3 separate regions of the Homo sapiens genome follow, and regions 1 and 2 are each linked to region 3. Evidence: chromatin loops called from intact Hi-C (ENCODE). Cell type or tissue: GM12878. All regions are shown on one strand.

Region 1 (8,000 bases), 170 kb after region 3:
TGAGGATTAAGAGGGTGATGGAGATAATGACTGGGCATGAATTCAAGAGGGAGGGGCCACATGAAATGGTAGTAGGGGCTTCCATTTACCTGGGCTCACCTGGCCTGCCCAAGCTCATAGGTCAATTGTAACACCCCACTATCTGCCATTTGTATGGCTCTTTACAGACAGAAACCTGAGGCTCAGAGGGAAGTACCTTGCTCTAGGTCATAAAGCTCAGGTTGTGTAAGGTGAGAAGGAACTCAGCAGAGCCAGCAGCAGCTCCTCTCTCTCTAGTTTGCATTATATTTGAAATTTATCACAACAGAAGCAACAGGAGACACGTGAAGACGGCCAGAGTCAGGTCTGGAACCAGGGTGTCTGTGTCCATTGTCCTCATTCTTAACCGGGGTGCTATGTATGATACACAGTTGGGTGAAGGCTGAGCTTCACTGAGGCTGGAGAGCGCTCATGTTCCCACTCAGGCCCCATCGCCCATCTGCAGATGGTGGCCCCTCCACAGGTGGGCAATGAGGCCTGAGTGTAGACATCCAAGGGAGATAAGAGGTGCTAAAGTCTGGTGGGCCAGGGAGTTGGCTCTGAATCTGCATCTTTGGACCAGGTCATAGGAATCCAACTGTCTGCTCCTTGCTTCACAGCTCCTTCCCTAGCCACTCTGAATGGGCCCAGAAAGAACTCAGGCTGGTGACGATGGGTAATCAGACCTGCTTGTAGAACATTAGAGCTCACTTAGAGCTTCGAATCAGCCTAGATAGAGGCCAATGTCCATCAACTGATGTGGGGAGGTTGGAGGTTTCTGAGGGAGAGATAGGAGCATTTGCAAGGAAGCAGGACTCCTGAAAAGAAAGGGATAAAGATTCCCAGCCCTATAAGAGTTACAAGTACTGAAGCATACCTAGTGGCCTGGAGTGGTCCTGAGCAAGGCACAATAACAAGGATGAACCAGGAAGAGGACTCCACACAGAATTCACGAAGGGAGGGAGATGGCACCAGCTGGCTTACATCTACACTGAGGCAAAGGATGGGAGAGGACATGAAGGTAGGTGGTGCTTTATCCTTCTTATAAATCTAAACATTAATAAAATCCAGCGCCTCGAACGCTGCATCCTCTGGAGGGGAGGTATTTACCCAAGACAAATAAAAACATATGACCACAAAAAGAATTGTTAAAAAACCAAAAGTCCATAGCAGCTTTGTTCACAATGGATAAAAGCTAGAAATATCCCAGGTGTCCATCAACAGAAGAGTGGACAAACTGTGGTATATCCACACAACAGGATACGACTCTGTGCAAAGAAGACAAAAATTAGTGATATGCACATCCACATGTATGAATCTTAAAAACACTGGGCTGACTGAAAGAGGCCTTTTATGGTATGTCTCAATTCACATGATGTCCTAGAACAGATACAATTAAGCTCTGGTAGGAAAAAAAAAAAGAAAAAAACAGAAAAGTGTTTGCAGGTGGAGGCGGGAGCAGTGGGAATTGGATGGGAAAAAGCATGAGTGGACTTCCTGGCGTGAAGAATATTTTCTATCTCTTGATGAAGGGTTTGAATTACATCAGTGGATGAACTTGGCAAAACTCTTTGAATAGTAAGACTTAAGATTTGTGCATTTGATTATATAAAAATTTACTTTAAAAAATCTGTAAATACATATGGAACTCTAGTTAATGATATACATGTTGAAGTGTTTCTGGGCAAAACATATTTTTTAGTATCTTATTTTAAAATGCATTTAAAAATAAGATGGATAGACAGATGGATCAATTGATAGATGATAAAGCAAATATGACCAAATGTTAATTTTGGTGGGTATATGGGTGTTTGCTTTATAACTTTAAAAATTTTCCTGTATGTTTGAATATTTTTGTAACAGAATGTTGTGAGGAAGATAACTGGTGCTAATTGTCTTTCTTTCTCTTTCTTTCTTTCTTTCTTTCTTTCTTTCTTTCTTTCTTTCTTTCCTTCCTTCCTTCCTTCCTTCTTTCTTTCTTTCTTTCTTTCTTTCTTTCTTTCTTTCTTTCTTTCTTTCTTTCTTTCTTTCTTTCTTTCTTTTTCTTTCTTTCTTTTAGATGAAGTTTCACTCCTGTTGCTCAGGCTGGAGTGTAGTGGTGTGATCTCTGCTCATTGCAACCTCTGCCTCCCAGGTTCAAGTAATTCTCCTGCCTCAGCCTTCAGAGTAGCTGGGATTACAGGTACCTGCCACCATGCCTGGCTGATGTTTTGCATTTTTATTTTTATTTATTTATTATTTATTTATTTATTTATTTATTTATTTATTTATTTATTTAGAGATGGAGTCTTGCTCTGTTGCCCAGGCTGGAGTGCAGTGGCACAATCTTGGCTCACTGCAAGCTCCACCTTCCAGGTTCTTGCCATTCTCCTGCCTCAGCCTCCCGAGTAGCTGGGACTACAGGCGCCCACCATGATGCCCGGCTAATCTTTTGTATTTTTAGTAGAGACAGGGTTTCACTGTGTTAGCCAAGATGATCTCGATCTCCTGACCTCGTGATCCGCCCACCTCGGCCTCCCAAAGTGCTGGGATTACAGGCGTGAGCCACCACGCCAGGCCGATTTTTTGTATTTTTAGTAGAGCTGGGGTTTCACCATGTCATCCAGGCTGGCCTCAAACTCCTGACCTCAGGTGATCCACCTGCCTCAGCCTCCCAAAATGCTGGGATTACAGGCATGAGCCACCACGCCTGGCCTAATGGTATTTCTTAACTGGACCCTGTATTAGTCCATTTTCACGTTGCTGATAAAGACATACCCAAGACTGGGCAATTTACAAAAGAAAGGGGTTTAATTGGACTTACAGTTCCATGTGGCTGGGGAAGCCTCACAATCAAGGTGGAAGGCAAGGAGGAGCAAGTCATGTCTTACGTGGATGGCAGCAAGCAAAAAGAGAGCTTGTGCAGGAAAACTCCCCCTTATAATAACCATCAGATCTCATGAGATTTACTCACCATCCTGAGAACAGAACGGGAAAATCTGCCCCCATAATTCAATTACCTCCCACTGGGTCCCTCCCACAACACATGGGAGTTCAAGATGAGATTTAGGTGAGGACACAGCCAAACCTTATCAGACCCTGACTGACATAGTCTATGTGTGTACTCTAATTTACTCACATATTCTTCTATTGATTGACATTTTAGATTGACATTATTTATGGTTGCTAGCAAGGCTGCAAGCCTTATTTGTCTGCTGGGCACATATAAGAGCATATTTCTCAGACAAAGACCTAGAAGTGGCTTTGCTGGATGAAAAGGTCTTGTTTACTTAATAAAGGGCCAGGGAAAACCAGGCCCAGACAGGGAAAGGATTTACTCAGGCTTACACAGAAAGTCCATGGTGGAGCTGGAATTGGGCACCTGCTCCCATGCTCTCTGGTTACAAAATGTAGAATTTTCCCTTGCTTCCTTGTCTTTCAGTCAATGCCCATCTTTACCTTGGTATACAGAAATGGCAGAGACTGAATTAGGTCAGGGTGATGAGATCTTTAGAGAAAAGTGATCAGCAGAAGGGAGGGCTCAGAGAAGGTGGCCACTGTCACCCTCACCCTCATCAGGGCTTCCATTCCTAACTCAGAATTGCAGCAAAAGAAACAGGTGGCAGGATGGGCACAGTGGCTCATGCCTGTAATCCCAGCACTTTGGGAGGCCAAGGCAGGTGTATCACTTGAGGTCAGGAGTTTGAGACCAGCCTGGCCAACATGGTGAAGCCCTGTCCCTACTAAAAATACAAATATTATCTGGGTGTGATGGCACACCTGTAATTCCTAGCTACTCGAGAGGCTGAGGCACAAAAATCACTTGAACCCAGGAGGCAGAAATTGCAGTGAGCCAAGATTGCATCACTGCATTCCAGCCTGGGTGACAGAGTGAGACTCTGTCAAAACAAAAACAAACAAACAAACAAACAAACAAAAAAAAAAAAGGAAAAAGAAAGAGCAAGCAAGCAGAGGGAGGAGGCTTCACCTTTCCTAATGCACATAGTCTGGCTAACAATAAGAGAGTAGGCTGGGCTTCTGGTTCCAAAATGGCAGCGTAGAAGCAAGCTGGCTTCACTTCCCCCTACGTAGGAAACCAAAAATAAATATACAGTGCCAAGATTATCACCAGTAATATCCCAGAACTCAAGAATGAAGATGAAACAGTTCCTGGGGCCACAGAGAATTGAAAAATCTCTAAGCAGACAGTAAGAAAAATTGAGCTTCACAATTGTGAACCCCTTCTCCCATTCTTCCCAGCACCAAGAGCATGAAAAAATTTCCCCCAACACACAATGTCTACAGTAGAAAAAGTGAGATCGAGGTGGACAACCAGCTTCCCCACCACCTTGGTTTCCCTGGCAGTAGACCTCTGCCTAAACCATGGGAAGCATCACTAAGTGACCAAAGAGAGAACTATCCCTGAGGACAGGCAGACAGAAAGTGGGGAGGTGAGACAAGCATCCTCATCTCTGGAAATTCTGCTTTGTAACTTTGCCAAAGGAGACATTAAATCAGAGTGGTGGTTCATTTGCACTATGCTGTAGGAGGTCCATTCCACAGGTCCCCTGGGCACAAACCCCTAGCCAGGCTTCCCACACTGCTGAGAAACCCCATTTAGGAAGGGCAGTGCTCCAATCATTTACTACAGCCAAAGCAAATGTGGGCTTAAGATGCCATCTAGAGCCAAAAAGAAGACAGTGATTTAGCAATAAAGAACCTCTAAGCAAATATATCCAATAAAAGCAAAACAAGCTATATGGAGATTAAAATGAATAACGAATCCCTCAATGCAAAGACATAGACACACATCCACAAGAACCAACAGCAGACAGAGAACCATGAACTCTCCAAATGGACAAAGCAAGGAATCAGTAATGGACCCCAGCAAGACAATGATGTGTGAGCTCTCTGAGCAACAATTCAAAATAGCAGTTTTAAGGACACTCAGGGATCTTCAAGGTAATGCGGGAAAGCAATTTAGAAGTTTATTAGAGAGATTCAACAAAGAGATTGAAATAACAAAATAATCAAACAGAAATCTTAAAACTGAGAAATACATTTGCTGAATTGAAAAATTCATTAGAGGCTCCCAACAGCAAAATAGATCAAGCAGAGGAAAGAATCAGTGAGCTTGAAACCAGGCTATTTGAAAATACACAGTCAGAGGAGAAAAAAATAATGAAAAGCAAACAAGATATAGAAAATTACCTCAAAAGACCAAATCTAAGCGTTATTGATGTTCAAGATGGAGCTGAGAAAGAGCAAGAGGTGGAAAGCTTATTTAAAGAAATAATAACAGAAAACTTTCCAAAACTTGAGAAAGATATAAACATCCAGGTACAGGAAGGCCGGAGAACACCAGACAGATTTGATTCAAACAAGGTTACTCCAAGGCATATCATAATCAAACTCTCAAATGTCAAGGACAAAGAGAAGATCCTAAAAATAGCAAGAGAAAAGAAGCAAGTAAAACATAAAGTCTTTCTGGCAAGAGACTTCTCAATGGAAACCATATAGGTCAGGAGGGAGTGACATGACATTTTTAAAGTGCTGAAAGGAAAAAACTACCATCAAAAAATACTGTATCAAGCAAAGTTATTCTTCAAAAATGAAGGAGAGATAGACTTTTCCAGACAAACAAAAGCTGAGAGAATTCACCACCACCAGGTTCATCTTACAAGAAATGCTAAAGGTTTTCGGATAATATCTACTGTAAGGAAAAAAAAGAAAGAAAGAAATGCTAAAGGGAGTTATTCAATCTGAAAGAAAAAAACACTAATATGCAAAAACAAAACAAAATTTAAAATATTTGAAGGTATAAAACACACTGGTAAAATTAAGTACATGCACAAATGCAGAATACTCTAATATTGTAATTGTGGTATGAAATGCACTTATAACTCTAGTATGAAACCCAAAATATAAATCTGTCAAAAACAATAATAGCTACAACAACCTGTTAAGAGACAGGTAATATAAAAATATGTAAATTGAAACAACTAACAGTCAAAATGTGGAGGCGATGGAGTTACAATGTAAACTTTTATTTTCATTTTTTCTTTGTTTCTATTCTATGTGATCTAAAATAAGATATCTTCTCTTTAAAATAATGTTACATCTATAAGTTTTTTTTTTGTAAACCGCATGGTAATCACAATGCAAACCCTATAGTGAGTTCACTAAAAATAAAAAATGACAAATTAGGCTGAGCGTGGTGGCTCACACTTGTGATCCCAGCACTTTGGGAGGCCGAGGTGGGTGGATCACCTGAGCTCAGGAGTTCAAGACCAGCCTGGCCAACATGGCAAAACCCTGTCTGTACTAAAAATACAAAAATTAGCCAGATGTGGTGGCAGGTGCCTGTAATCCCAGGTACTTGGGAGGCTGAGGCAGGAGAATCACTTGGACCTGGGAGGCAGGGGTTGCAATGAGTTGAGATTGCACCACTGTACTCCAGCCTAGGAGACAGAGCAAGACTCTGTCTCCAAAAAAACCAACAAAAACAAATTAAAACATACTGCCAGAGAAGATCACTGAACCACAAAGTAAGGCAGTAAGAAATGAAGAAAGGAAGAGAAGAGTTACAAAACAATCAGAAAACAAGCAACAGAATGACAGTAGTGAGTCCTTAGTTGTCAATAATAGTACTAAATATAAAGGAACTCAATTCTCCAATTAAAAGGAAGAGAGTGGCTGAATGGATAGAAATGAGATCCAACTATATGCTGCCTACAAGAAACCCACCTGTAAAGATAGACTGAAAATGAAGGGGTAAAAAAAGAGTCCGTACAACTGGAACCAAAAAAAAAAAAAAAAAAGCAGAAGTAGCTATAGCTATAGTTAGATAAATAGACTACAAGTCAGTCAAAGATTGTAAAAAGAGACAAAGAAAGTCACTATATAATGATAAAGGGGTCAGTTTCTCAAGCAGATGTAACAATTTTAAATATGTAGGCACTCAACACCAGAGATCCCAAATATGAAAAGCAATCTAAAGCAAGAGATAGATTGCAATACAATAATAGTAGGGGACTTTAACACCCCACTCTCAGTGATGGAAAGATCATTCAGATTCTCTACAATAAATTTTTTAAATTAGCTGGGTACGGTGGTGCATGCCTGTAGTTCTAGGTACTTAGGAGGTTGAGATGGGAGGATCACTTGAGCCCAGGAGTTCAAGGCTTCAGTGAGGTAAGATTACACTACTGCACTCCAGCCTGGGTGACAGAGTGAGACTGTCTCTTAAAAAACAAAAATAAACAAAGCCGAAGAATTAATGCCAATTCTACTCAAACTCTTCAAAAAAATAGAGGAGGAATACTTCCAAACTCATTCTATCTATGAGGCCAGCATTACCCTGATATCAAAACCAGACAAGGATACAGCAAGAAAAGAAAACTGTAGGCCAATATTTCTGATGAACCAAGATGCAAAAATTCCCAATAAAATACTAGCAAACCAAATTCTACAACACACTAAAGAGATCATTAACCATGATCAAGTGGGATTTATCCCCGGTATGCAAGGATGGTTCAACATACACAAATCAATAAACATAATACATGACATTCACAGAACCAAGAACTAAGAATGAAAAACATATGACTATTTCAATAGATGCCAGAAAGGCATTTGATAAAATTCAACATCCATTTATGATAAAGACCTTCATCAAACTGGGAATGGAAGGAATATACCTCAAAATAATAAAGGTCATATATAACAAATCCATAGCCAACATTGTTCTGAACAGGGAAAAATTGAAGGCCTTTCCTCTGAGATCTGGAACAAGACAAAGATGCCTATTTTTTACCACTTTTATTCAACGTAATACTGGAAGTCCTGGCCAGAGCAAGTAGGCAAGAGAAAGAAATAAAGGGCATCCCAATTGGAAAGGAAGAAGTCAGATTAGCCTTGCTCTCAGACAACAGGATCTTATATTTAGAAAAACCTAAGGACTCCACCAAAAAAACTGTTAGAACTGATAAATGAATTCAGTA
Region 2 (8,000 bases), 310 kb after region 3:
CAACCTCAAGAGAGTCACCCTGGAGCTGGGTGGTAAGAGCCCCAGCATCGTGCTGGCCGATGCTGACATGGAGCATGCCGTGGAGCAGTGCCACGAAGCCCTGTTCTTCAACATGGGCCAGTGCTGCTGTGCTGGCTCCCGGACCTTCGTGGAAGAATCCATCTACAATGAGTTTCTCGAGAGAACCGTGGAGAAAGCAAAGCAGAGGAAAGTGGGGAACCCCTTTGAGCTGGACACCCAGCAGGGGCCTCAGGTGGACAAGGAGCAGTTTGAACGAGTCCTAGGCTACATCCAGCTTGGCCAGAAGGAGGGCGCAAAACTCCTCTGTGGCGGAGAGCGTTTCGGGGAGCGTGGTTTCTTCATCAAGCCTACTGTCTTTGGTGGCGTGCAGGATGACATGAGAATTGCCAAAGAGGAGATCTTTGGGCCTGTGCAGCCCCTGTTCAAGTTCAAGAAGATTGAGGAGGTGGTTGAGAGGGCCAACAACACCAGGTATGGCCTGGCTGCGGCTGTGTTCACCCGGGATCTGGACAAGGCCATGTACTTCACCCAGGCACTCCAGGCCGGGACCGTGTGGGTAAACACCTACAACATCGTCACCTGCCACACGCCATTTGGAGGGTTTAAGGAATCTGGAAACGGGAGGGAGCTGGGTGAGGATGGGCTTAAGGCCTACACAGAGGTAAAGACGGTCACCATCAAGGTTCCTCAGAAGAACTCGTAAGAGCAGCTGTCAGGGAGGCCCAGTCACAGTCCAGCAATTCCACAACCACCTTGACGAATGCTTGCCAAGCTGTTTTAAAGCCAAGAACACCCTTTCTTTGTTCCAAATTAACTCTTAGAAGAAACCCCACAAATAAAGCAATTCAATCAAGGCTGTTCTATTTAAATCAGAGATGGGGACCAGGCTCAGAGTTCTACCTATCTAACCCCCAACCACAGCCCCCTTGGTGGCCCATGAGTTGCTTCCATGAAATCTTAGGAGTCTCTGGAGGACAGATTAAAAACCAGTGATCTGTAATTTGTAGCTCTTCCTGCTGATCCAAGGACTTTCCCATGGGTGCGCTTGATGGTTTAGTGGATCGACTCAACTCAGAACACAAGCTTGGAAAGTGTTAGGGGTTTTGAACTAGGTGGATACTAAATCTCGGCCCCACTCTTCATTGGCTTAACCTAAAAACCAGAGGTGCTTTTCCTTGTCTGTGTGCCAGTTGCTGGCTGTTTTAGTTGCTTGCCCTTCATTTTGCTACTGATTTTCCTTAATTTGTGGGAAGGAGTAGGCAAAGAATATGCTTACATGATTACACCTGTAAAGTAAGCCCAAACATCCCAAATGTCCGTCAACTGATGAGTGGATTAATAAAATGTTTCCATGGAATATTCCTTGGATTACTCAGCCATAAAAAGGAATGAAGTACTGACACATGCTGTGACATCAGTGAACCCTGAAAACATCCTTCTCAGTGAAACAAGCCAGAGAGATGTACAAGGCTACAGACTGTATGATTCCATTTATATGAAATATACATACTAGGCAAATCCATGGAGATGGAACATAGATTAGTGGTTGCCAGGGGATAGAGGAGTAATTGTTAGTGGGCATGGGATTTGTTTTTGGGAGGTTTTGAAAATGTTCTGGAGTTGAACAATAGTAATGGTTGCATGATTTGGTAAAAATACTAAAAACTATGGAATTGTTTAATTATGGTATATGAATTAATTTCTTTCTTTTTTTCTTTTTTTTTTTTTTTTTTGACACGGAGTCTCACTCTGTCGCCCAGGCTGGAGTGCAGTGGTGTGATCTCGTCTCACTGCAACCTCCGCCTCCCAGATTCAAGCGATTCTCCTGTCTCAGCCTCCTGAGTAGCTGGGATTATAGGTACATGCCATCACACCTGGCTAATTTTTGTATTTTTAGTAGAGATGAGGTTTCACCATTTTGGCCAGGCTGATCTTGAACTCCTGACCTCAGGTGATCCACCCGCCTCAGCCTCCCAAAGTGCTGGGATTACAGGTGGGAGCCACAACACCCGGCCATGAATTAACTCCGTTAAAAAATAAACGTATACATTCTGTGAGCAAATCCATTTTGTCTCCATATTGTCCTGCTGCTGAACATTTTATAGAGTGTGGGGGATGGAAGGGACCCAGGTGGTCTAGTCAACCCCCAGTCAGGTGCAAAAGTCCCCTCCCCAATGTTTCTGTTTTTGTTTTCTCTTGGATGGGTGACAAAGTGCAACTGTAAGACCCGTAGAGAAAAACTCTGGTTCCTGCTCAGAATGGGCCCATCTTGTTGGACTCGTTTCCACAGCCCCCCACCCCTTCCAAACCATACCCACCCTTCAAGCCAAGCCTAGCATGGGGGCCACCTTGACATGCTGGGGATTTCCAGAGTTTCAAACCTCAGAGTTCATAATGTTTATTGTTAGTCTTGCTACATTCATTCCCCAACTGATGGGAGTGAAGGCAAATCCAAGCCAGCCAGGCCACAATACAGAAGCAGAATGCTGAGCCTCCCTCTCTCGGTCCATCTTTCTAGACCATGCTGCTTACAAGCCACCTTACGTTCAAGTCCCCCCATTCCTGTAAATGCACACCCCACTCATCTCTGCTTCCCAGGCTCAAGCAATCCTCCCACCTGAGCCTCCCAAGTAGCTGGGACTACAGGCACTCACCACCATGCCTGGCTAATTTTTTTTTTTTTTTTGGTATTTTTTGTAGAGATGAGGTTTCACCATGTTTCCCAGGCTTGTCTCAAACTCCTGGTCTCAAGCAACCCTCCTGCCACGGCCTCCCAAAGTGCTGGAATTACAGGCATGAGCCACCATGCCTGGCCCCAGTCAACTCTTAAACATCCTATTGTCTTACCTAGGCAACATGATGATTTTGTTTATTATCATAACTTGGGTTTGGCTGGAAACTGCTGCTTGAGGGTTCAGAGTCTGTTTGGTTCCCTCACCTCCCTTCCTAGGACCTCCTTTCTACACCATTTGTCTACAGCTAAGGTGACCCTGACACTCCCCCATAGTGCACCTTCTACGGATTTCTCTGGGAGGCTGTTGGCACCTCTGTTGCACAGCAGCGAAAGTTTCTCATAAACGCACTGGGACATGGAAATGGGCGGCTGGGTGTCTCTAATGATTAATGTGCAACATCACAATATTTTAACAACTCCATTCCTTATTTAAGTTTCAATACTCCTTAACCAAAGACGAGCTCTGTAGACAGTGTTCCAGTATGGAATGGGATTGGAAAAGACAATCTTCATGGTCCCTTGTTTTGAGCCCTGAAATTCTGAGAGTGAGGAGCCTGTAGGTCAGATTGTTAATAAACTCAGCCATCACGGCTCCTCCACCCATTTTTAAATTCTTTTAAAAATTTATTTATTTATTTATTTATTCATTCATTCATTCATTCATTGAGATAGGGTCTCATTCTGTTGTCCAGGGTGGGTGCAGTGGCACGATCATGGCGCACTGCAGCCTCCACCTCTTGGGCTCAAGCAATCCTCACACCTCAGCCTCCTGAGTAGCTGGGACTACAGGCATATGTCATGATGCCTGGCTGATTTGTGTATTTTTTGGAGAGACAGGGTTTTGCCTCATAGCCCAGGCTGGTCTTGAAGTCCTGAGTTCAAATGATCTGCCCACCTTGGCCTCCCAAAGTGCTGGGATTACAGGCGTGAGCCAGCAAGCCCAGTCCCCTCCACTCATTTTACCACTGTGCTGAATGCACAGACTTGTGAGCAGGGAGGTTTAACTGGGTGTCCTCATTCAGGCCAGACACTGCCCACCAGACTCACACTTGGGAGATGTTGCAATTCTGGGGCTTCCATCCACTTAGCAAACTCTCACCAAGATCTTACTCCATAAACACTATGCCAGGCACCTTGCCATGCTATGGAAGCCTCACAACCATCCTATAAAGCAGGTAGTGGAGTAATGGAGTTACCACCCCACTTTTTTCAGGTGAGGGAAAGGAAGTGGAGAGGTTTAATAGGGAACTCTTCTGGAATCAGTTCCCCATGAGCATGCACGAGGGACCAGAGAGCGGCGCATACTGGCAAGCACATGGAACCAACCCTCCAAGCCTGGAGAACCCACGGCAAAGCCCAGCAAGCCCTACACACCCAAGCCAGCCACTGTGCTGGATGCATCAGAGCTGCTGCTCAGTCCCACCGGTTCTCCTCAGACCCGGGGCCATTTAGGAACTTTCATTTGGGTTGGCTCCATTCTGGGTGTGAGGCTGACCTCTGGTGGCCACCTGATTCATTAATTCACACAAGTAACTCTTTGGTTTAAGAAAAAACAAAGGGGTTGGGTGGGGGGCGATGGTCCTGCTCTAGGCCTATTGTTGGGGGAAAGAGAATTGAGTAAGACAGTCCCTTCCCTGCAGGAGCTCACAGTTGGGCAGGGGAGACAATTACAGAGCCGGGTGGACAGTGCAGTGAGAAGCACAGAGGCCGTGAGATCATGAGCGGAAAGCAAGCCTCTGTATCAAGCACACACGGTGGGCCACCTCCCTTCATGCTTCTTTCTTTTTTTTAATTTCGTGATGGAGTCTCGCTCTGTCTACCAGGCTGGAGTGCAGTGGCGCAATCTTGGCTCACTGCAACCTCTGCCTCCTGGGTGCCTCCTGAGTAGCTGGGATTACAAGCAGACACCACCACGTCCGGCTAATTTTTGTAGTTTTAGTAGAGACAGGGTTTCACTTTCTAACTGCCATCAGGGCCCTCAGTATTATTCTTCTGCACTTGATAGACATCAAGCCTGGGAGGTGTTCAGCAGTGAGTGGAGACAGGCTCAAGCTCAGGTCCTCTGATTCTGCCAGACACCGCTGCCTCCCAGGGCTCCCAGCTCAGTTCAGGCACAGGCCCAGTGGGAGTGGGCATGGGGTCCTGCTAAATGACTAGCAGGGGACCAGAGGGATAAGGGAAGGATGCTCCTGGAGTCTGAGAAATATGGAGGGTTGGAGGAAGGGCAAGTTTTTCCATGAGGAGGAAAGAGGCAGGGAGGAAAAGCATGGGGGCAGGGGGCAGGCAGGGGCTGGACTGTGAAGGGGCTCGTGCATCCTTTCAGAAAGCTCACACTTGGTCTAGCAATGGGAGGGTGCTTTTTGGTTTTGCTTTTGTTTTTTAAACAGGGTCTCCCTCTGCCACACAGGCTGGAGCACAGTTGCTTGATCATAGCTCACTACAGCTTCAAACTCCTGGGCTCAAGCGATCCTCCCACCTGAGCCTCCCAAGTAACTGGGACTACAGGTGTGTGCCATCATGCTGGGTTAACTTTTTTAACATTTTGTAGAGATGGGGGACATCTCGCTGTGTAGCCCAGGCTGGTCTTGAACTCCTGGCCTCAAGCAATCCTCCTGCCTCAGCCACCCAAAGTGCTGAGATTACAGGTGTGAGCCACCATGTCTGGCTGCCCCCGAGGGCTTTTAAAGGAAAGTGATAGGATCACATTCGGTTTCTGAAGCTGGCTCTGCTTCAATGTGGAGGATAGATTGAGGGAGTTGACCTGGAGTCAGCACCTCTCAGGACATTGTTGCTTGCGCCCAAAGTGATGCTGGCACACCAGGGTGTGGGGTGGGGGCAGAGTCTGGACAGCCAGAAGGCAGGCTTCAGGGCATGATGACAGATGGACAACTTGGCACAAGAGAGGAGAGAAAGTTGGGTAACCTCATGTTTCTGGCTGCAGTAACCACGTGGGGGGTAGTGCCAGCCACTGCAACCACCCTGGAGGTTGCACGTTTAGGGACACGGTGGGACTCTTACTTATGTATTCCTTTGTTTAACACATTTTATGGAATGTTGTCTATGTGCTAGGAACTATTCTAGGGGCAGAGGATACAGCAGGAAACTAAAAAAAAAATAAAATCCTGAACATCCTTTCTGATAGAAGAGGCAGACCATATGCAAAACAGGTGAAATCGTTAGTCTGTCAGGAGGTGAAGGGTATTATAGAGAACAACAGTGCTGGGAAGGGAATAGGGAAGTGGGTGGGATGGAGTAGACATTGTAATTTTCAGTAAGGTGCTCAGAGGTCGTCTCACCAAGAGACTGGAGCATGCCTGGAGGCTCCAGGAACACAGGAGAAGGCCAGGTGGCTGGCATGGAGCAAGCCAGGTGGGGAAATAGGACAGAGAAGTCACAGCCTGAGGGGGGCAGAGGGCTGGTGTTTGGAGGTCACCGTGTGGATGGACTGACGGGGGCCTTTACTCTGAGGAAGGAGCCACCAGAGGCTTTTGGGCACAGCGGCAACATGATATGACTTGTTTTAAAAGGATCACTGGGGCCGCTATGTTGAGAACAGTTTGTAAGGGGAGCAAAATCATTTGACCTTAAGAATGCCAACAAGGAGTGAACAGAGAATGAGGAGGAGCAGGAGGAAGACCCAGGAGAGATGAGGCAAGAAGCCAAGGAAGGCGGGGTACTTTCCGGGGGAGGGAGCCCCCAGCAAAGCCTGAGGCTCCCAAGAGGTCAAGTAGGAGGAGCACTGAGCAATGTCCCTGGCTGCAGCCACCAGGACTCCCTGTAGACCTTGGTAAGAGCAGGTGGTGGAGTTGGGCACAGAAGCCAGAAAACCTGGGTTGAGAGTGTCACTTAATCCTCCCAAGCGCCAATGATCTGTACATTAGTCCTGGAGTTAGGAAGACCCTCAAGGGAAAGCAAGAAGTCCTGGTATGAGGCCCTTTGAGAGCCTCTGGTGCATCCCACCTCACTTAGCCAGAAATGTGGACAGAGCAACTTGGACAAGTTGCTCCCAGCCAAGCGTTCTTCCCATGTGTACTGGCATAATGTTAGCCGCCACAACAAATAACCCCCCAAATTTGAGGGTTCAATACGACGACTATTTAGTTTTGCTTATGTAACAGTCTAATGCAGGTACCTGGCAAATTGGTATTTTCCTTCCACATGGAGATTCAGGGACACCGGTTCCTTTCGTCTTGTGGTTCCACCATGTACAACGGTTCTTAACCTTTTTTTTTTTTTTTTTTTTGAGACGGAGCCTTTGCTCTGTTGCCCAGGCTGGAGTACAGTGGCGCGATCTCGGTTCACTGCAACCTCTGCTTCCTGGGTTCAAGCAATTCCCCCTGCCTCAGTCTCCCGAGTAGCTGGGATTACAGGTGCCTACCACCATGCCCGACTAATTTTTGTATTTTTAGTAGAGACACAGTTTCACCATGTTGGCCAGGCTGGTCTCGAACTCCTGACCTCAGGTGATCTGCCGGCCTCGGCCTCCCAAAGTGCTGGGATTACAGGCATGAGCCACCGCACCTGGCCTGTTCTTAACCATTTTTATGTTTTGCGTTCCTTTGAAAAGCTAATCAAAGCAATAGACCTTTTCACCATGAAAAGGATGTACACGCACATGCACACAGTTTGCACACTTTCAAGGAGTTCACAGAATCTGTGAATCTACCTATAGAATCCCAAGGGGTCCAGGGATCCAAGTGAAAACCCCTGTCTGGGGCCTCAGAGATCTCCGTGTCAGCTGGTAAATGGGGAAGAAAGTGCAGAAAAGGCACAGTGACTTTTTGAGAGCCCTGGGCTCTGCATGGAACACATCGCCTCTACTCACATTTCACTAGCTACATGACCCAGCCTAGGTGCAAGAGGAGACGGGAAGTATAGTCTGTGACAGGACAGTTCAACACTGTGGAAGACCCTCGGTTTTGCTGGCAGTTCGCCCCAGCTCTGCCGCCCATGGCACGTCCGTGGAGATATGCCAACAGGAGACTGCTTCTCACAAGGATGTTTTTTGAGTTTAATGCTCTCGTGGGTCATTTGCTGCCTCCCATCCAGCCGTGCTCACACTGTTCCTTTTTCTTGGAGCCCTACTTAAGGGCCACCCCCTCCAGGACAGTTCCTCTGAACTTCTCATTTAAGCAATCTCACCCTTTGAGCTAACCTTTTGCGCTAACAGCTGTGGCAGCACATGCTCTCTTAGCCTCTGAAGAGGTCTCTGGGCACCCTTCATTTAGTCTTGTACTGAGGCAGC
Region 3 (8,000 bases):
CACAGTGGGTTGGCATTACTGCGCACTTCTCCAGCTGAGGGCTCAGAGGTCCCACGGCTAGGAAGTGGCAGACGCTTTGTTGCAAACTCAGGCATGTTCAACTTAAAGGCCTTCCTCTTTTTTCCTTTCTCTCCCTTGCAGGGGTGGGGCAATGGATACATTTAAGGTTTTTTCCCTCATTTTTATTTTGAAAAATTTCAGACTATGGAAAGATTGTATGGTAACCCCCCTGGACCCTTTAATGGTTAGCATTCTGCCACATCTGCATTCTCTCTGTCTACCTTACCCAGCTACCTAACTAATTTTGCTAATCCATCTGAGAATTACTTGGGAACATTGTGTTGATTTACTTCTAAATATTTCAGTTTATCTCCAAGGAACAAGGGCATTTTCCCACAGAACCATAATACAATGATTACACTTGGGAAATTTCACATCAATACATTACCATTTAACGGGTATCTGGCTTATTTTCCCAATTGTTTACAAAATGTTTCTTATAGTATTTTTTTTTTTATTTAGGATTCAATCCAGGATCACTTACTGCATTTACTTGTCAAGTCTCTTGAGTCTCTTTTCATCTCAAAGAGTATTTCAGTCTTTTTTGTTTTTGGTCTTTTATAACATTGACGTTTTTTAAGGAGATCAGGCCAGTTGTTTTACAGAATATCTGTCAATTTGGATTTGACTGGTCATTCCCTCTTAAGAGCTTCATGTCAGGGGGACAGAGGCTCTACTCTTCTGATTATCTGCCACTGCCTCTTACCAGGTGAGGATGGAGCGTGGCTGTTTGTTGTTAAAAGGCCCGGAGTGGGAAAAAAAGCAGCCCAGTTTGGTGGGATGAATGTACGCTGTGAAGGGCAGCAGAGGAGAGCTCAAGTTCTGGCTCATGTCCCTGGCCGATTGACCTTGAGCCTATCAAAGAATATTCCTAGAACCTGGTTTTCCTCTTTGTAAATATAGATGGTTTTGGCCTTGCAGGATTATAACAAATATAAGTAAAGAACCTAGCACGTCACCTGATGCATAATCATAACTTCATAAATGGCAGCCACTATTAAGTCCTTAATTACAATATACCAAAATATCCTGCTTTTTCTTCCAACACACCTGTCAAATACACCCTTTTCTGTACTTTCCCATTTCCCCATTCTAGGGCACTTCTATTGCTACTGCCTCCTTTCTGTTGCCCTCATCCTTATCTGTCCCATACATGCCACCATGGGTTGTCCTAAAATGTGGCCCTTGTCATCATATTCACCTGGCTTCCTTTTTCCCCAGCACATCGAGTCTGTCTGGCACTCAGCACCCTTCATGGTCTTACCTCGTCCCCTACCTGAACATTTCTTCGACTATTTGCTCTTGATTTGGCTCCTAGGATTTTCTCCCTGACTTCCCTCATTCCCCATACTCCCACACAAGGTGCATGCATAAATCACCTGGGGTATAGTCACAAACAGAAACCACTCTAGGCCTTCCATGTGGAAAGGGATTTAATGAAGGCAATCAGGTGCTTGGAAAATCTGGACAAACAAAACTCAAAAGACAGTCTGGACAAGCCAAGGTCAAGGAAGGCCACTGGTTTTGTCACTAGCTTTCACAGATAGGGAATTTGAAGGAACTCGGAAAACTACTAGGGATGATCTCAGTTGCCTCCAATCCCAAGGCCTGAGATTTTCAGGAAAGTACCTAGAAGCTGCTGGAAAATGCCATGTCTGCCTAAGCCCAAAGTTTGACATTGCCAGAGGGGCAAAAATCTGGCTTCTGCCTTCTTTCTACCTTCTAGATCTTGGCAAGTGCTTCTCATGGGTGTTTTTCGATGCAGGACTCTGAAGACAGGGATTCTGGAACATGTAGTTCCCAGGCTTCTAGCTCCTGTGATCCAGGGGAGAGAAGAGAAGTGGGGTGCTGGTCAAGGAAAGGCTTTCCTTGGAGACAAGTGGAGAAGACATTTTCTTACTATTTCTTAGGGTCACAGCTGGAAGGATGTGAAACTGGTTGCCTTGGAAGCCATTATCCCTGACACTTAGAGGAAGCCCAGCTGTGGGAGGAGAGAATGAGGCCCCCAAACAGTGAAAAGCAGAGCAAAAGACAGAGCTGAAAAAGAGAGCACACTGATTATATTGTGCCAGCCCTGGATTTGAAGGCTTACTTTATGCAGTGTTCTCCATGTCCTTCTCAGTTATATCCATCCATACATTTCTTTTTCACTGTAGCTAATTTCAGTTAGATTTCTGTTACTTGCAGCCAAGAGGGTCTTAATGAATAGCAGAAGGGAGAGCATGTAAACATTGCAGAGTCAGAGTGTGGTGTGTGCTTTGCAAAAAGAACTAACAAAGGAATCTGAGCACCTAGAGAAGATAATAAGAAAGAGTTCAGCCAGGTGCGGTGGCTCATGCTTGTAATCCCAGCACTTTGGGAGGCCAAGGTGGGGGCAGATCACCTGGGGTCAGGAGTTCGAGACCAGTCTGGCCAGCCCATCTCTACTGAAAATACAAAAATGAGCTGGGCGTGGTGGTGTACACCTGCAATCCCAGCTGCTCGGGAGGCTGAGGCAGGAAAATCGCTTGAACCTGGGAGGTGGAGGTTGCAGTGAGCCAAAATTGCACCACTGCACTCCAGCCTGCATGACAGGAGCGAGACTCCATCTCAAAAAAAAAAAAAAAAAAAAAAGTTCATCTCCATTTTATCTTTTTCCTTGGAAATACTATTTAAACCATAATTCTACCTTAGTTATTACTTATTTTTAATTTATTTTATTTTTTGAGACAGGGTCTCACTTTATTGCCCAGGCTGCAGTGCAGTGGTATGATCTTGCCTCACTGCAGCTTTGACTTCCCCAGGCTGAAGTGATCCTCTTGCCTCAGCCCCCAAAGTAGCTGGGACCACAGGTGTATGCCACGACGCCCGGCTAATTTTTTGTATCTTTGGTGTAGACAGGGTTTCCCCATGTTGCTCAGGCTGTTAGTTATTGCTTCTCATGGGTTTTGTTTTCTTCCAGAATTCTCTTCTTCCTTTCCTTCTGTTTTCAAAAGACTTCCTGTCTCCCAAAGACCAATTTGATTATTTTCTCGCTGGGACCTCCACAGCTACATTACCCCATTTCTTAATTCTTGAAGTTCTTGGCACAGTCTAATTTGAACCACAAATTATTAAATTTTTGATGAGTGCTTCAGCTGCCCTTTATTGGCTGTAACTTCCCGCCATGGACTGCATCCTCATCCACAGATTGATCGCCTTTGACTGGTGCTCAAGAATCCTTGGGAGTTGATGGACTGATGAATCAAACGGGGAGTCTGAGGCTGCCATGGACAATTAAATGGGAGAGCAGGAGTGGAGAAGAGTTAGTGCTGCCCAAGTAACGGTCATCCAGGAATAAGGAAGCCTTTTGAGAAATAATAATCAAGCTGGCTCAAATGCACTTGGCACACATGGGGTGGACCCTGAGTCCCAGGTGGTGCACCTCTCCGAGTGGCCACAAGGGGGCGAGAGAGGGCATGGTCCAGGTGCCAAAATATTGCTGTGGCTGTGGGGTCAGCCAGCTGGCTGGTCCGCTAGTTGAGCCCTGGCTGGAAGGGGAATCTTGGCCTAGGTGATTTGCACAGGATAAAGTGGGCCTCCAACCAGAAGGCCTAGGAAGCAGCGTGCCTGGACCAAGGTTAGGAAAGCCCAAGGATGAACAGACGGATGGCAAACATTGATAAACATCTAAGAATAGGAGCTAGAATCTCCAAAATTAAACCAGCAAGTGAATGTCCAGTGACCCACATATTCTGCTAAGGATGGGGGATGACTCAGTGTCCTGGAGAAGGAAGCAGGAAGCCCAGGCATAGTACAGTGGCAAGGACTGAGTCTGGGAGGCAGGGGTCTGGAGTCTGATCTCTAACCTTGTAGTTCCTCAATCCTGTGTCTATGGCCCCTGATGAAAGCTCGTACTGTGTGTCCTTAGGTGATGACCTCTCCCTCTCTGAGCCTCAGGTGTCTCATCTTACCAAATAAGTTTGATGTCTGGAGACTGAGAGACCAGCCCCACCCTTGCACTGGGCACCATGATGACCAGGGTTCCTTTCAGTTTCAATGGTCTCTGAGTGACATGAACAAAACAGTTAGTTGGCTGCAAAGACCATGTCTTTCTCACTTCTGCCTGTGTACACCTGCTTTCTTTACAACTTTTGAGGAGGCCCTGGTCCTTTGGGACCAGGATTGTTCAGACCTTTGTAGAAGCTGAGCAGTATAATTTCTAGATGCACTGACCCATGACATAGCACACACCAAAATGCCCCCACATCCCACTGGAAATGCAATTCATTTTCTCTAAAATAGTTTTTGGGGGCATTTTAATAATTTTACTTTGAGGATTATTTTGCTAATTTTATTTTCAATGGCTGTGGTTTCTTAGAAATCATTGTGCATAGTTAGGAATTCCTTGAAGTGAAAGAATCTGCTAATTCTTTTCAAATATAAAAAAATTTACAGATACTAAGTATAACGATGTATAGAGTTGATGTAACACAGAATTTCAGGGCATTTCATTACATTTTGACTGTGGAATTTTCATTTTGTAACTTGGAGTCAATGAGAATTTTTGTAGTGCATGAAACATTTTTCGAGGCTCTTGAGAAGCTCGTAGGTCCTCTGTCCTCTGTCTGTGGCACCTGATGGGAAAAATCCTCCTGCTTGAGGCAGCTGAGTTGAAGTGGGGGGTCATTTCTTACCATTATTAGTTTTTGTCTCATGTCTTCTGGCCTGAGAGCCTGTGCAAGCTTTGAGTGTATCAACAAGTAAAGAACACCCCCTTTCACTTTCCTTTAATCTCAGAAACTTCATTTCAACATCTGTCTTTCAACTAAGCCATCATATAGGCAGGCATCAGGGTAGCAGAATCCCCCCAGCCCCAGGGATTTTCCTAAAGCTTGTCTCTCCCCAGTGCTCTCAGGCATACCGCAGTCAAACCAGACATCATCCCCATTGTCAGGGTTCTACAGAAATAGATATCCCACAAAGGGCAGTATCTTGCCTGAGAATTTGTTTTCTCTTGCTGATAATTCCTCTCCATAAACATTTTTGAGAAAGATGAATAGGTGTACCTTTCTGGAACAGTGAATGGATGCTGGGGGGTGAAATGACTCTGCATGGCATGTTTTATGGATGAGGGGAGGGTCCTGAGGACTGCCTTTCATGTCCTCAGCCTCTGACTTGGTTGCAGATTGCCCAGCCTACTCTTCTGTAGGTGAAGGTTTAGCAGCTGCTTCTCTCACTGCTGATAACCTCTGGAAGGCCCAGCCTGGGTGGAAGCTAGACACGCCCCAAGAGTTGGCACAAAATGCCACCAGCCTGTAGCAGCTCTGGGCCCACCCTGAAGACCTGGTTATCTCATTGCACCTCACAGCCAGTGCTGTAGGCTTCAGACACTCCATTCTGCTGGATCCCCCCTGCCTGCCTCTCTTCCCAACAGCCATGAAGGTAATGAATTCCTTCCCATCATGATGTTAATGAATCTCAAAGGGGGAAAAAAAGGAGATAAGATCTCAGAAATAAAGACGCCAACATAAAAACGGAAGACACAGTGACCTTCAACAGGATGAACAAATTTGAGATTTTTCCATTCATCTCTGCCTGGGGGATGGGGACGGTGACCGTTAATAACAAAGTGACACCAAGTGATTTGCTGACAGTTCATAAAGGTCCCCGTGAAGCCCAGAGTCAAGAATGCCAAATGACTCATGAAGGTAGCAAACCAGAAATGGGGTTGGCGGGGGGGGGAACCCTGAACTGCGACCTAGGTCGCAGGTTTCAAAGCAGGTTTATTCTCACCCCAGGATAGGGCTGCCAGAATTAGCAAATAAAAACATAGGATGCACGGTTATATTATATTTGAGTTTTAGGTAAGCAGTGTTTTTTTTTTTTTTGTATATTTGGGACATATTTGTACTGAAAATTTATTTGAAATTCAAACTTGGCATCCTGCATTTTCTCTGGCAACCCTAACCCAGGGGCATAGCACTTCTCATTTCCCGAGTATGTACACATTTCCAGGCTCAACTTCCACCAGGAAGAGGCTCCCTCCAGCTTTTTATATCTTAGTTTCTTGAATCTTACACTGACTTATAGGTCCAGCTTACAGGCCATGTTTTTGAGAAGACGTTCCCCCAACAAATCATTTCTTCCTTTCTCTCTGCCCTCTTGCCCACTGTGTTTTGCTTATTTTCCTATTTTGGTTTACATTTAGTTGCATGTAAGTCTGTTTCCCACACTAGATTGGGAGCAAATCAAGGGCAAGGACTGTATCTAGATTCTTTTTCTTCATTGCCCCCAATATAGTTTCACCCGTGCCTGACGTGCATACTTTGTGAATGTTTGCTGACTGAATGAGTGAGTGATCAAAGCTAACATGCTTTGAGTGCTGACTATGTGCCAGGCATGGATTTAAGTCCTTTAATGTTCTAGTAACACTTTGAGGTAAGCGTCATTTTAATTTCCATTTTAGGGATGGAGAAATGGAGGCACAGAGAAGTAACTTGCTTAAGGTCAAGGGCAGAGCTGGGACTTGAACTCAGGCAGTGTGGCTGCAGAGTCTGTGCTCTTAAACTCTGTAATAGATCAAATGGATGAATGAATGAACAGAAGAATGAGTGGGAGAATAAATGAAAAAATTCACGAGCAGAGGTGGCAAATGGTAGTAAGATCAGGGAGATACAAGAGGTAGGAGCCAAGGTAAGTAATAGGACATCAGAGGCTGGCGGAATCAGAGTGAAACCAAGAAGACAAGCTGAGTGACCTGAACATGAGAGGCAGCCCAGCAGCAGGAACGGCTCATCTCTGGTTCCTCTTTCTGCTTTGGAAATTAATCCTTGGGCCCCAACTGATCTATGACTCTGCAGGAGCCTGACTGTAACTCTTCCTAGCTTTCTGTCTCTCAGCCCTCCACTTCCCGGAGCGGACTCCAACCCCTCTTCTCTTAAAAGGCTCAGACCTGCTGAGCTCTGAGGCCAACGCTGTCTTTCCTTGGGGGTGCTCACTTAGGAGTTACAGGGCATCCACAGGAAGTCAGCTTGGTGTCAGGGCCCTCCCTGTTCTTGGGCCATGGCCACTCCATGTCTAGTGGACCTCTGTCTGGCTCCTGCTGTAGGTGTCACATTGAAGGAAACAATGGGATCAACAGAGGGTGACCACAGGCTGCCTGCTAATCAGATCACTGCCAGGGTTATTATAGAAATGCATTTAAGCCCATGGAAACAGACAATGGCCTGCTTATGTCTTCAACCTATTCTTTTTATTTATAAAGTTGTGGTTTAAAAAACCCCACATAACATAAAATTGACCATCTTACCATGTTTCTTTTCATTTTTTTTTTTTGAGAAGGGATCTCTCTGTCACTCAGGCTGGAGGGCAGTGGTGACCTCAGCTCTTTGTGACCTCTGCCTCCCAGGCTCAAGCAGTCATCCACCTCAGCCTCCTGAGTAGCTGGGACCAGAGGCCTGTGCCACCACGCCCAGCTAAATTCTTGTATTTTTGGTAGAGACAGGGTTTTGCCATATTGGCCAGGCTGGTCTCAAACACCTGGACTCAAGCAATCCACCTGCCTTGGCCTCCCAAAGTGCTGGGATTATAGGCGTGAGAAACCGTGCCCGGCTGTTTTAACATTTTTATGTGTACAGTTCAGTCATGTTAAATATACTCACATTGTTGTGAAGCAGCACTCCAGAAGGCTTTTGTCTTGCAAAACTGAAACCTATACCCGTTAAACAATAACTACTCTCACCTCCTCCCTCCAGCCCCTGGTAACTACCGCTCTACTTTGTGTTTCTATGAATTTGATGATTTTAGATACCTCATATAAGTGGAATCATGCAGTATATGTATTTTTGTGACTGGCTTATTTCTTACTGTAATGTACTCAAGGTTCATCCATGTGAAGCATGTATCAGAATTTCATTCCTCTTTAAGGGTGAATAATATTCCATAATATGGATATGCATTGTCTTCATTCCTCTGTCAGT

The links. A loop is a pair of places that touch in the nucleus more often than their neighbours do. Peaks named below come from ENCODE experiments on the same cell type or tissue, not always from the same donor. Only the 100,000 strongest peaks of a DNase experiment are listed, where the experiment ranks them.
Region 1: it touches region 3 in a loop (3-fold over the local background); 21 of 110 quality-filtered maps call a loop at or near these places.
Region 2: it touches region 3 in a loop (6-fold over the local background); 21 of 110 quality-filtered maps call a loop at or near these places.

The regions. Positions count from the first base shown.
Region 1 is chr9:38,259,080-38,267,079 of GRCh38, forward strand. No RefSeq gene overlaps it. Among named protein-coding and RNA genes, the nearest start is that of ALDH1B1, 130 kb to the right of the region's middle. In GM12878, a CTCF peak has its summit at 4,678; no DNase peak of the experiment used is centred here.
Region 2 is chr9:38,396,579-38,404,578 of GRCh38, forward strand. It overlaps ALDH1B1 (aldehyde dehydrogenase 1 family member B1), which reads left to right. Exons shown (of 2, transcript NM_000692.5): 2 at 1-2,083. The coding sequence ends at 724. Among named protein-coding and RNA genes, the nearest start is that of ALDH1B1, 7.9 kb to the left of the region's middle. In GM12878, a CTCF peak has its summit at 4,249 (motif pointing left); no DNase peak of the experiment used is centred here.
Region 3 is chr9:38,084,668-38,092,667 of GRCh38, forward strand. No RefSeq gene overlaps it. Among named protein-coding and RNA genes, the nearest start is that of SHB, 19 kb to the left of the region's middle. RefSeq lists a silencer at 3,305-3,599 and enhancers at 3,546-3,595, 4,938-5,007. In GM12878, a CTCF peak has its summit at 3,484 (motif pointing right); a DNase peak (open chromatin) is centred at 6,775; H3K27ac peaks cover 3,419 bases.